3 separate regions of the Homo sapiens genome follow, and all the other regions are linked to region 1. Evidence: chromatin contacts called from ENCODE Hi-C or POLR2A ChIA-PET data. All regions are on one chromosome and are shown on one strand. The core of a region is the stretch at or near the end of the contact, and the rest is flanking DNA. Distances in the headings are between cores, read along the strand shown.

Region 1 (3,400 bases), core at 337-2,836:
GCGGCCGGAAAGAGCCGAAGGCGATCGGGCACGCACGTGCAGCTCCGAGGCCCGAGCGTCGGGGGCCAGGTTATTCCGCTCTGCAAGAGAGAAGCGGGACGAGCTTTTTCTAGGAGAGACGGCGGCGCAGGGCCGGCGTCTGGGTCCCCTTTGTGTGGAGGGCGCGCTGTCACAGCCCCGATCAACCGCGGCATCCTCCCCTCCTGGGCGTGTTCCCTTCCCGTGCATCCCGAGGCGGAGCCTTTCCAGCACGCGGCGGTCTCGGCCCAGGCCTTCCCTGGGCTCCGCTTTTCTAGTTTCGGAGCGGAGGGCGTGGGTCAAGCGTTTCTGGGAAAGTCGATGCGCTCGGCAGTGTCCTGAGGTGTTGGGTGACTGAGGGCCTGTTCCATCGCCGGGCCCCGGACTCCACAGAGCCAAGCGAGGCAGGGAGCGCCCCCAAGAAAGCAGCTGGCGGCCGGACGCGGGGCTCGCGCTTGGGCTTCCAGCTCTTGGGGGCTGGGGCGGGCGGATCGTTGGAGCCCAGGAGTTCGAGACCAGCCTTGGCAACAAGGCGAGATCCTGTCTCTAAAAAATTACAAAAATTAGCCGGGCGCGGTGGCGCCTCTAGTCTCGGCTACAGGAGGCTGAGGGAGGAGAATCGCCTGAGCCCCGGGAGGCGGAGACTGCAGCGAGCCGAGATCGGGCCACTGCACTCCAGCCTGGGCGACAGAGCGAGTCAAAAAAAAAAAAAAAGAAAAGAAAAAGAAACACTGGAATTTGAGCCGGGCGCGGTGGCTCACGCCTGCAAACCCAGTACTTTGGGAGGCTGAGACGAGCGGATCACTTGAGGTCAGGAGTTCGAGACTAGCTTGGCCAACATGGTGAAACCCCGTATGTACTAAAAACACACAAATTAGCGAGTATGGTGGCGCGCGCCTGTAATTCCAACTACTCGGGAGGCTGAGGCAGGAGAATCGCTTGAACCTGGGAGGCGGAGCTTGCAGTGAGCCAAGATTGCGCCACTGCACTCCAGCCTGGGCGACAGAGCGAAACTCCGTCTCAAAAAAAAAAAAAAAGAAAGAAAGAAACACTGGAATTTGAAAAACACCCCTCTGCTTTCTTGCTATGAAGAAAATGACCAAGTGCCCAGCGCCGCTCGGCTACGCTAACGTAGCGCAGAAGCACATACTCCACCCAGGAAAGGGTGCGCTTAACTGCCTCAGACGTGCTTCCACACTTCTCAGAACTCAGGTTCGCGCCCGATTCCACACTCCGAGCTACCACGCCGTTTTCTTCTCACGTATCCGTCAACACTGCTGCGGCCAATCACAGCACGGGCCCTGGCCTATTGGCTGTCTGTCCACCAATCCAAAGAGACGCACAGTCCGCAAGGTCGCGAGGCTGGCGTCACAACACTACTGGCGCCGCGGGCTCGCCCCCGACGCCCACCGGGCTCGTACGTGCGAGCGCGCCCGCCCAGCGCTAGCCAATGGGAGCGCCGTTTTGGGGAGACGGGCCCGAAGAAACATTGGGGGTGCTCGCCCCCGCGTTCGTCGCCCCGCCCCGCGCGCCCGCGCACCCCGGCCCCGCCCCCGCGCGCCGTCCGTGAGGTCCCCACCGGCCGCCGTAGCCGGAACTGCTGCTGAGGGCGGCGGGCCGGCTTCGCTAGGGTGAGTGGCGGCAGTATCTGCGTCCGCAGCCCCCGCAGCCGCGCGCCGGCCCGCGGAGGGGACGTGCCGGGGCTAGCGCCGCTCGACCAGTCGCTTCCGAGGCGGACGACCAGCCCGGCGTTGCGGCCTCCCTGCAGCCGGCGCTCGGGGGCCGGGGCTGCCCGGCCCGGCTGGTTCTGCGGGCACCCGGGGAGGCCCCGGGAAGCCAGGCTGCCGCCCGGCGTTGATGAAAAAGGTGACCAAGGCTGGGCGGCGGGGCTGTCATGGCGAGGCCCGGCCGGGGGGTCCTGTCGGGCGGCGCGGGAGAGCGCGGGGGGGGCGTCGCTTCCACAGCGCCCGGTACAGCCACAACTGGCCTCAGGGCGAGGAGGCTTCTGCGTCCCCATCCCGAGACGCGAGCCGGTGCGGAGCGGGACGGGGCTGGAGGAGACTGCGCCTCCGAGAAAAGTCCGGTCTCGTTGGAGGTTCTCGCGAAAAGGAGGCCATCCCCCTGCTTGTTGGCCCTTAGGGTAAAGTCTGGACGGCGTCGGTCCTTTCAGTGGCGAAAAGCGCTTCCCCGTGCTCGGTCGGCGTCTTGGGTGTGGAGCCCGGCGAGCGGGCGAGTTCACTCTGGTGGCCGAGTTTGTTTTGCTTGGGTCCCGGGTGGCCTGCGGGCGGACAGGTCCCTGGGCAGCGGGGTTCTCAGCCCGAGACGAGGTCTTTGGGGGTTTAGGTTTCTTGAGTGGAAAGAGGTGGGTTGAGGGGGAAGAGTGGGAAGTCTTGCCACGAAATCCCTTAAGTTGGGGTGTTTGTCGTGGGTGGTTTTGTTCTTTGGCAGAGTTTTTTTTAAAACTAGCATGAACTCGAGATTCCCTAGACCAATTCCGACAGGAGAAAACGGCCACGGATCCTTGTGTGATCTGCACCTCAGGGTGGGGGCATCATTGCGACTTTGAAGCCATTTCCCGATCTCTCGGAAAGAGAGGTCCTCGCCCGCGTCCCTGTATTTCGTGGTTGGTGTTGGTGCCTCGATCGTGTGTTCCTTTGAAGTGGAAATGCCCCCGTTCTCAACAGTTGAGTTGAACGCAGGGTCAGTATCTGCTGAGGAATCTAATCTTCAGCGTTTTTGCTTCCTCACACGTGCCCGTCCCGGACTGTTTCTGGGCTGCAGCTCTTGCTGTGTACCTGATTGTCTGAGTTTATTTTTGAGTGGCTCTGCTTTCTGGGCTGCAGCATTTTTAGTCACTGCACTTTGTTGTTGACATTTTACAGGGCGGTGGGTAGCAAAGTTGATGCAATAATTTTATTAATTGTTGCCAAGAGTTTTAACACCATTGTCTTCTACCGCTTCTTGCACCTGGACCCGGACATAACTGGGCTGTCACTTTCCCGGGTGGTTCCAACCTGTTCCATGCAACAGGCTCCTTTGTTGCAAAAGCATTTTTAACTAGTAAATCCCCGCAGCAGCTCACATTTCCCACCCTGGGAAGAAGATTCCCAGAGACCCGGAGCTGATTATTCTTTATGTGTGTTTTAAAATAAGCAGGCGGGCCGGCGGCATTGGGCCACCATGGAGTTCCCCGTGCGGGCAGGCGAGCCCGCGCTTCTCCCGTCCCGGGGTGGATCCGGCCTCCTCTGTCCTCCTCCAGGGCCAGCTCTGGGGGCCGGCGCGTGGGGCAGGTGCGCGGGGCCCGGGAGCCCCGCGCCTTTCGGGGGGCGGGGAGGGGGTGGGACGAGGGGCTAGGGCTGGGGCTGCGGCCCGGCCGGCCGAG
Region 2 (3,400 bases), core at 265-2,764, 400 kb after region 1:
TGTTGGAGAGTGAGGTCATGCTATGCAGGACTGGCTGGCAAGGCAGGCCCTGGCAAAGCCAGGAAGCGCCCTGAGGAAGCCACGGGCCAAGGTCCTCTGTGACTGTTCCTGCACCCCAGATCTCCCCGGGGTCTGGGTCGGCCTCCTCCTGTCACATGACAGACTGATAGAATCTCCAAATGTCTTTTTCCAAAAAGGGCACAGACTATAAGCCCACAAATTGCTCAGAGAATTGCAGCATCTCTTCAACTCCTTTGATGTAAACGTCTACTTAAAGAAAGAAAAGGAAAAAAAGAAAGAACCTACACCTCAATACTGCTCTGCATCACTTCTGGGGAGAAGAAAGTTAGATTCCTGGCAGATGTCACCAGCCGAAGCCTTCTATGAACAAACCGGGGGAATTTCACAATGCTGGAAGCAAACAAATCTCTAAGCTCAGCAAACCAACGGGCTCCAGCCAGGTGCCCACAGCCAGCAGCTGGCAGTGCAGTGAGGGTGGAGGAACGCTGCATGGTACCCTCTGACCCCTCCACGGCTTCCAAGTCTGTACAGTCAAAAACGTCTCCCATTCACTGCGGAGATGAGCGCCAAAGGCGGGGGGCGGCGGCGAGGAGGAGGACAACTTCCTAACACTTTTCTCCCTTCCCGCCAAGAAGCGCGAGGGGGCCTTCCCCTCCGACGGGCAGGTCTCCTTCCGAGGCTAGTGTCACCTCCACTCCACAGAGGAAAACGTCAGTCTCGGAAGGAGTTTGCTCAGGGTCATCCAATGGGGGCCCAGAAACACAGCTGGGCTGAGAATGCCCAGAGTTTGACGCCCTGCTTCCAGGACGGATGGCCTCCGCAGAGTCCCCCTTGCCTTGTTTCCTCGAATGGAGGACCCTGGAAAATAAACTCCTGAAGACGAGCAGGTCACCGAGTTCTCCATCTGATCAGGACCCTTCCTGAGGCCCGGCAGGAACCCCCGGGACACGGGGGAAGTCCCCAGGCTGTCCCCACAGGGCTTGCCCCCTCCTGCAACCCGCTCGGCCGCCTCCGGCCTCCAAGCCCCAACGCCCCGCCGTCAGCCGCACGGCCGGGACCCCGCCCTGGGTGGCCCCACCAGGCCTCTCTCGGAAGCCGGCGCCGCCGGGCCCACGGCCGGACCTCAGTGAGGCAAAGTCCCCATCCGGTCGCCGGGAGCCCCGCTGCCCCCGGGCCGCGCCCCCGGCGCCCCGCACCTGGCGCAGCTCCTCGCGGCACACGGCGCAGTAGCGCTGCTCGCAGAGCACCCGCATCTTGGTAGAGCAGCGGTAGCACACCGGGTGGTCGCAGCGGCCCCAGCGCCGTGGCCTCCAGGTCTCCGCAGCACAGCACGCAGCTCCCGCCTCCCCGCTCAGGAGCTGCCGCCGCCTCCGCCTCCATGTCCGCGCGCCGCCCCTCGGCGCCCCCCGGCCGCCGCCATGGTCCGGGATCCGGCCCCCCTCTCGGCCGGTCGTGGCGCCGAGCGGCCTGGCTCCCGGCGGGCCCGCCCCTTCCGGGCAAACGTCACCGCCCCACCCAGCAACGGGCCCGCCCGGCGCAAGTGCGCGTCGCGACTTCCGCCTCAGCGCGGCGCCGGCTAGAGCGGTGGCCCTGATAGAGGCCGCTCTACCATGAGCCGACCGCTCGAAGGTCCGCGCGGCCACGCGGCCAGCCCCGGGCTCCTCTGGGCCACGCGTGTCACGTCAACACTCGCCGGGCTCCACGAACTGGCGTTGTCAGATGAAACACGGCACAACTGGTTTGCATCTCAGATGAACAAGGGGTCATGTCTTAGTGTAAGTATAGCCCAAATATTGATGGGCTAGGCTCATACTAAAATGCTGCTCCTTATCTGAAATTGACATTTAAGTGGACCTGCCGTATTTGTATTTGCTAAATCTGGCCACCTTATTAGGAAACCGGTCTCTGGTATTTGGAACACACACAAGCGTGGTCCCGCCTCCACTTCCCTAATGCCCTGTTTAAATCCCTACATGAAAGACAACGTGAAAGGCAGCACGTGGTGACGTCCATCTCGCAGCCCAGGGCAGTCTCGCCAGGCCTGCCCAGAAGGGGCCTCTGGAAGGCACGAACGGAACCTGTCCTCTTTACGCTGGGCCCAGCACAGGACGTGTTTGGATGGATGCTGCAGTAACAGGGCCTCCTCCCTACCCTTGAGGGCCAGGCACACTCAGGACCTCCCTCCCTCTGCCATCCAGAAGGCAGGTCCAGATCTAAACCCTACTGGAAAAGAGGCAGTAAATTGTATCAATGAGCCTGAACTTTACTTACTTTATTTGAGACCGGGTCTTGCTCTTGCTGTAACACAGTGGTACGATCACAGCACACTGAGGCCTCAACCTCCTGGGCTCAAGTGATCCATGCCCAGTGAACTTGGACTTTAGAAACAGACACAAATGGGCTTGAAACCCCAATTTTGCCACTTGAAAAAAGCTGTCAGGCACAGTGGCTCAAGCCTGTAATCCCAGCAGTTTGGGAGGCTGGGTGGCCCGGATTGCTGGAGCCTGGGAATTTGAGACCAGCCTGGCCTACACAGTCAGGCTCCATCTCCACAAAAAAAATTTTTAGGCCGGGCGTGGTGGCTCACGCCTGTAATCCCAGCACTTTGGGAGGTTGGGATCACCTGAGGTCAGGAATTGGAGACAAGCCTGACCAAAATGGTGAAACCCCATCTCTACTAAAAATACAAAAATTAGCCGGGCGTGGTGACATGTGCCTGTAGTCCCAGCTACTCGGCAGCCTGAGGCAGTAGAATCTCTTGAAACCGTGAGGCAGAGGTTGCAGTGAGCCGAGATCACGACAATCACGCCACTGCACTCCAGCCTTGGCAACAGAGCGAGACTCCATCTCAAAAAAAAAAAAAAAAACACACACGACTAGAGTGCAGTGGCGTGATCTCGGCTCACTGCAAGCTCCGCCTCCCGGGTTCACGCCATTCTCCTGCCTCAGCCTCCTGAGTAGCTGGGACTACAGGCACCCGCCACCACGCCCTGCTAATTTTTTTTTTTTATTTTTAGTAGAGACAGGATTTCACCATGTTCGCCAGGATGGTCTCGATCTCCTGACCTCTTGATCCACCTGCCTTGGCCTCCCAAAGTGCTGGGATTACAGGCATGAGCCACTGTGCCTGGCCAAAACACACAAAAATTAACGGGGCGTGGTGACATGCGCCTGTAGTCACAGCTTCTCGGGAGGCTGAGGCACGAGAAACGCTTGATCCCAGGAGGCAGAGGTTTCAATGAGCAGAGATTGCGCCCCTGCACTCCAACCTGGGCCACAGAGTGAGACTCCATCTCAAAAAAAAAAAAAGAAAACTGGGAAAAGTTATTGTAAGGATGTAAGAAGTTCAACATCTTGGCTGGGCGCGGTGGCTCACACC
Region 3 (3,400 bases), core at 409-2,908, 320 kb after region 1:
CTGTGGTTGATGGCTTTGAGGAGCTCCTTGACCTAGGATGGGTGAGGCCTGCAAGAGGGTAACAGGGGCCCAGTCTGCATGCACAGAGGAGGCCCACCCAGGCCCCTGCTGTGGGGGAAGGAGAGGACCACTGGGGCAGAGCCCCCAAGAAAAGCTTCTAGAAGGGTTGTGATGCGTGTGGAAGGACAAAACAGAAGAAGGAAAAACAAACTCTAGGAATGCAAGGATGTGTTTCTAGAGTGGGGTCTGGTTTGCCTGGAGGTGCAGGTGAAAGGGTTTGGGTTCAGGTGATGCGGGCAGTAACAACAACATAATTGACTGGGCTGAGGAGCTCACACCTATAATCCCAGCATTCTGGGAAGCCGAGGTGGGGGATCCCTTGAGCCCAGGAATTCAAGATCAGCCTGGGCAACAAAGCCAGAGCACGTCTCTACAAAAAGTTTTTTTAAAAAATTAGCCAGGCACAGTGGCTCATGCCTGTAATCCCAGCACTTTGGGAGACCAAAGCGGGAGTGTCACTTGAGCCCAGGCGTTCCAGACTAGCCTGGACAACATGGCAAAACCCTGTCTCTACTAAAAATACAAAAATTAGCGGGGCGTAGTAGCACACCTGTAGTCCTAGCTATTCGGGAGGTTGACCTGGGAGGATCGCTTGAGTCCAGGAATTCAAGGCTGCAGTGATCCATGGTCATGCCACTGCACTCCAGCCCAGGCAACAGAGAAACCCCCTTCTCAAGAAGAAACAACCAGGCCCGGCGCGGTAGCTCATGCCTGTAATCCCAGCACTTTGGGAGGCCCTGCTGGGCGGATCATGAGGTCAGGAGATCGAGACCATCCTGGCTAACACAGTGAAACCCCGGCTCTACCAAAAATACAAAAAAATTAGCCGGGCGCAGTGGTGGGCGCCTGTAGTCCCAGCTACTCGGGAGGCTGAGGCACGAGAATGGCGTGAACCCGGGAGGCGGAGCTTGCAGTGAGCCGAGATCGCGCCACTGCACTCCAGCCTGGGCGGCAGTGCCAGACTCCGTCTCAAAAAAAAAAAAAAAAAGAAACAACCCCAAACTGTAATTATGATAAACAACACCGATCTCATTTATGGAGTAGGAAATCAAGCTGGAGAGGTGGGGTCAGCCTAGGTCAGAGCAGGCAAGGACTGTGGGAACCTCTGAGGGAGGGACCTGGTCTGGTTATTATTTTGCAGAGAGGACTCTGGTTGGGGGAAGGCAGCCAGGAGCTGCCTGGGTTGTAGCGGGGAGAGGTGGGCGGAGGAAAGAGGCCTGGGATGTGGAACCCTAGGATCTAGCCCTGAGGGCGGGCCAGGTCCGGGCAGCCTGGGTCCCACGCAGCTGCCCTGAAGAAGGGGCTGGGGGCGTCCTGCCTCCACCCGCGCCCCCAACCACGCCTGCCGTTCCCACCGGCCGCGCCACCCCCGCCCCCGCCCCTGGCTCTGTCCTCCGGTGACCCTGGAAGGGGCACCCGTGGCTGCGACTGCACTCCCTGTAGCGGTCACTTCGTGAAGCCCGGCAAACCCCCTGCAGCTGCCCCTGGCACCCTCAGACGACCAGAGGCCTCGGCCTGGGTCCCCAGCACCGGCCCAAGGGCGGGCGTGGCCGAGGCGGTTTCTCTGCGCGGACGCTCGCTGCCTCCGCCGCAACCCCCGCGGCCACCCGGGGAACTGCAGCGCCGTCAGGCCCCCCGCCGCGCCTGCGCACGCAGACCACCCGGCCTGGCAGCACCGAGCGAGCGTGCCCCCTGCTGGTCAGTCCTGCGCACGGTCCCGCGCCCGGGCCCGGGAGGCCGCCTCGAGGGCCGGGGCTTGCACGTGGCCTCGGCGCCTTCGCCGACCCTACCGGACGCCCCCTCCTCCCACCTGCCGACCCGTCCGCGGGTAGGAGCCTCCCGGGAGCTGCCCACGGCCCCCACCCCCACCAGGGGCCACAGCCCCACCAGGGCCAGGCTCTGCGCGGCACCTGCCACTGAGAGAGCGGAAAGCGGTGGTTGAGCAAGGGTCTGAAGTATGGTCTGTTCCCCCATACGGGCCGCAGACGCTTCCTGGTGGCTGCTCTGAGCCAGGCCTGGGCCCCGGCGAGGGATCACGGTGTCTCAGACAGAGTTCCTTTTTATTCCCCATCCCTCGCCCGAGGTGACGGCCCAGCCGTGCCCAGGCCTGCCCGCTGCCCCTGAACCCAACCCTTGAGGGGCAAGGCCGTGCCCTGGGGAGGAAGGGGCTGCCCCCTCAGAGTCTGCTGTTCCTCAAGGAAGACGCGGGGGCAGCCGCAAGGATGGGGTATCACCCAGCAGGAGCGGGAGGGTAAGGTGACTGATTCCACACCAGACGCTCCATTGCTGGAAACACCACCCCCTCCTCCGGTGACCTGGCATACAGACCTTGCCCACAGCCATCCCTCCCTGGACTCTCAATGTGAGGGGGCCTTGGGGTCCTGCGGTTCACCCGTCTCCCCACTCAAGCAGTCTGCTTGCCGGCACCCCCCCCACCTCCTGAGCCCACTTGCCCCCTCCCACCCCCACCTCCCTACCACATCTTTTTTTTTTTTTTTTTCCTGAGACGGAGATTTGCTCTTGTTGCCCAGGCTGGAGTACAATGGTGTCATCTCGGCTCACCACAACCTCCCTGAGCCTCAGCCTCCCAGGCTGAGCCTGAGCCTCCCAGGTTCAAGCGATTCTCCTGCCTCAGCCTCCCGAGTAGCTGGTGTAGGGAAAAGAAAGAGAGATCAGACTGTTACTGTGTCTATGTAGAAAGGGAAGACATAAGAGACTCCATTTGAAAAAGACCTGTACTTTAAATAATTGCTTTGCTGAGATGTTGTTAATTTGTAGCTTTGCCCCAGCCACTTTGACCCAACCACTTTGATCCAATCTGGAGCTCACAAAAACATGTGCTGTATGAAATCAAGGTTTAAGGGATGTAGGGCTGTGCAGGACGTGCCTTGTTAACAAAATGCTTACAAGCAGTATACTTGGTAAAAGTCATTGCCATTCTCCAGTCTCAATAAACCAGGGGCACAATGCACTGTGGAAAGCTGCAGGGACCTCTGCCCTTGAAAGCAGGGTATTGTCCAAGGTTTCTCCCCATGTGATAGTCTGAAATATGGCCTCGTGGTATGAGAAAGACCTGACCGTCCCCGAGCCCGACACCTGTAAAGGGTCTGTGCTGAGGTGGATTAGTCAAAGAGGAAAGCCTCTTGTAGTTGAGATAGAGGAAGGCCACTGTCTCCTGCCTGCCCCTGGGAACTGAATGTCTCGGTATAAAACCCAATTGTACATTTGTTCAGTTCTGAGATAGGAGAAAAACCACCCTATGGTGGGAGGTGAGACATGTTTGCAGTAATGCTGCCTTGTTATTCTTTACTCTGCTGAGATGTTTGGGTGGAGAGAAACA

The links. Hi-C counts contacts between places; a loop is a spot of excess contacts on that map. ChIA-PET counts read pairs that join two places held with the same protein, here RNA polymerase II (POLR2A). Pooled maps may share reads with other maps.
Region 2: a loop to region 1 is called in a pooled map, with 15 times the contacts of the local background. The contact joins the promoter of ZNF598 here to the promoter of CRAMP1 in region 1. A Hi-C loop is called at or near these places in 5 of 37 single-sample maps with no recorded cell type and 7 of 50 pooled maps. POLR2A ChIA-PET finds 5 or more read pairs at or near these places in 3 of 52 experiments (K562, activated B cell and activated T-cell).
Region 3: a map of psoas muscle shows a loop between it and region 1 (2.6-fold over the local background). The contact joins the enhancer-like site here to the promoter of CRAMP1 in region 1. A Hi-C loop is called at or near these places in 1 of 168 maps with a recorded cell type or tissue (psoas muscle) and 10 of 50 pooled maps. POLR2A ChIA-PET finds 5 or more read pairs at or near these places in 1 of 52 experiments (activated B cell).

The regions. Positions count from the first base shown.
Region 1 is chr16:1,610,774-1,614,173 of GRCh38, forward strand. CRAMP1 (cramped chromatin regulator 1) reads left to right here and starts at 1,587. Exons shown (of 21, transcript NM_020825.4): 1 at 1,587-1,884. IFT140 (intraflagellar transport 140) reads right to left here and starts at 1,299. Exons shown (of 31, transcript NM_014714.4): 1 at 1,195-1,299; 2 at 1-80. RefSeq lists silencers at 1-5, 1,244-1,773, 1,794-1,913, 1,944-2,103 and enhancers at 1,034-1,093, 1,482-1,982, 1,983-2,483.
Region 2 is chr16:2,008,307-2,011,706 of GRCh38, forward strand. ZNF598 (zinc finger protein 598, E3 ubiquitin ligase) reads right to left here and starts at 1,515. Exons shown (of 14, transcript NM_178167.5): 1 at 1,432-1,515; 2 at 1,319-1,430; 3 at 1,218-1,317. The coding sequence starts at 1,441. LOC124903626 (a long non-coding RNA gene) reads left to right here and starts at 1,579. Exons shown (of 2, transcript XR_007064941.1): 1 at 1,579-1,796; 2 at 2,002-2,282. RefSeq lists silencers at 814-883, 894-1,323, 1,414-1,633 and enhancers at 1,241-2,189, 1,714-1,873.
Region 3 is chr16:1,928,118-1,931,517 of GRCh38, forward strand. No RefSeq gene overlaps it. Among named protein-coding and RNA genes, the nearest start is that of HS3ST6, 11 kb to the left of the region's middle. Within about 2 kb of position 1,659, at least 21 of the 41 ENCODE cell types and tissues checked have a DNase peak (open chromatin) inside an H3K27ac peak, as active enhancers do; they include psoas muscle, where a contact is called at or near this core.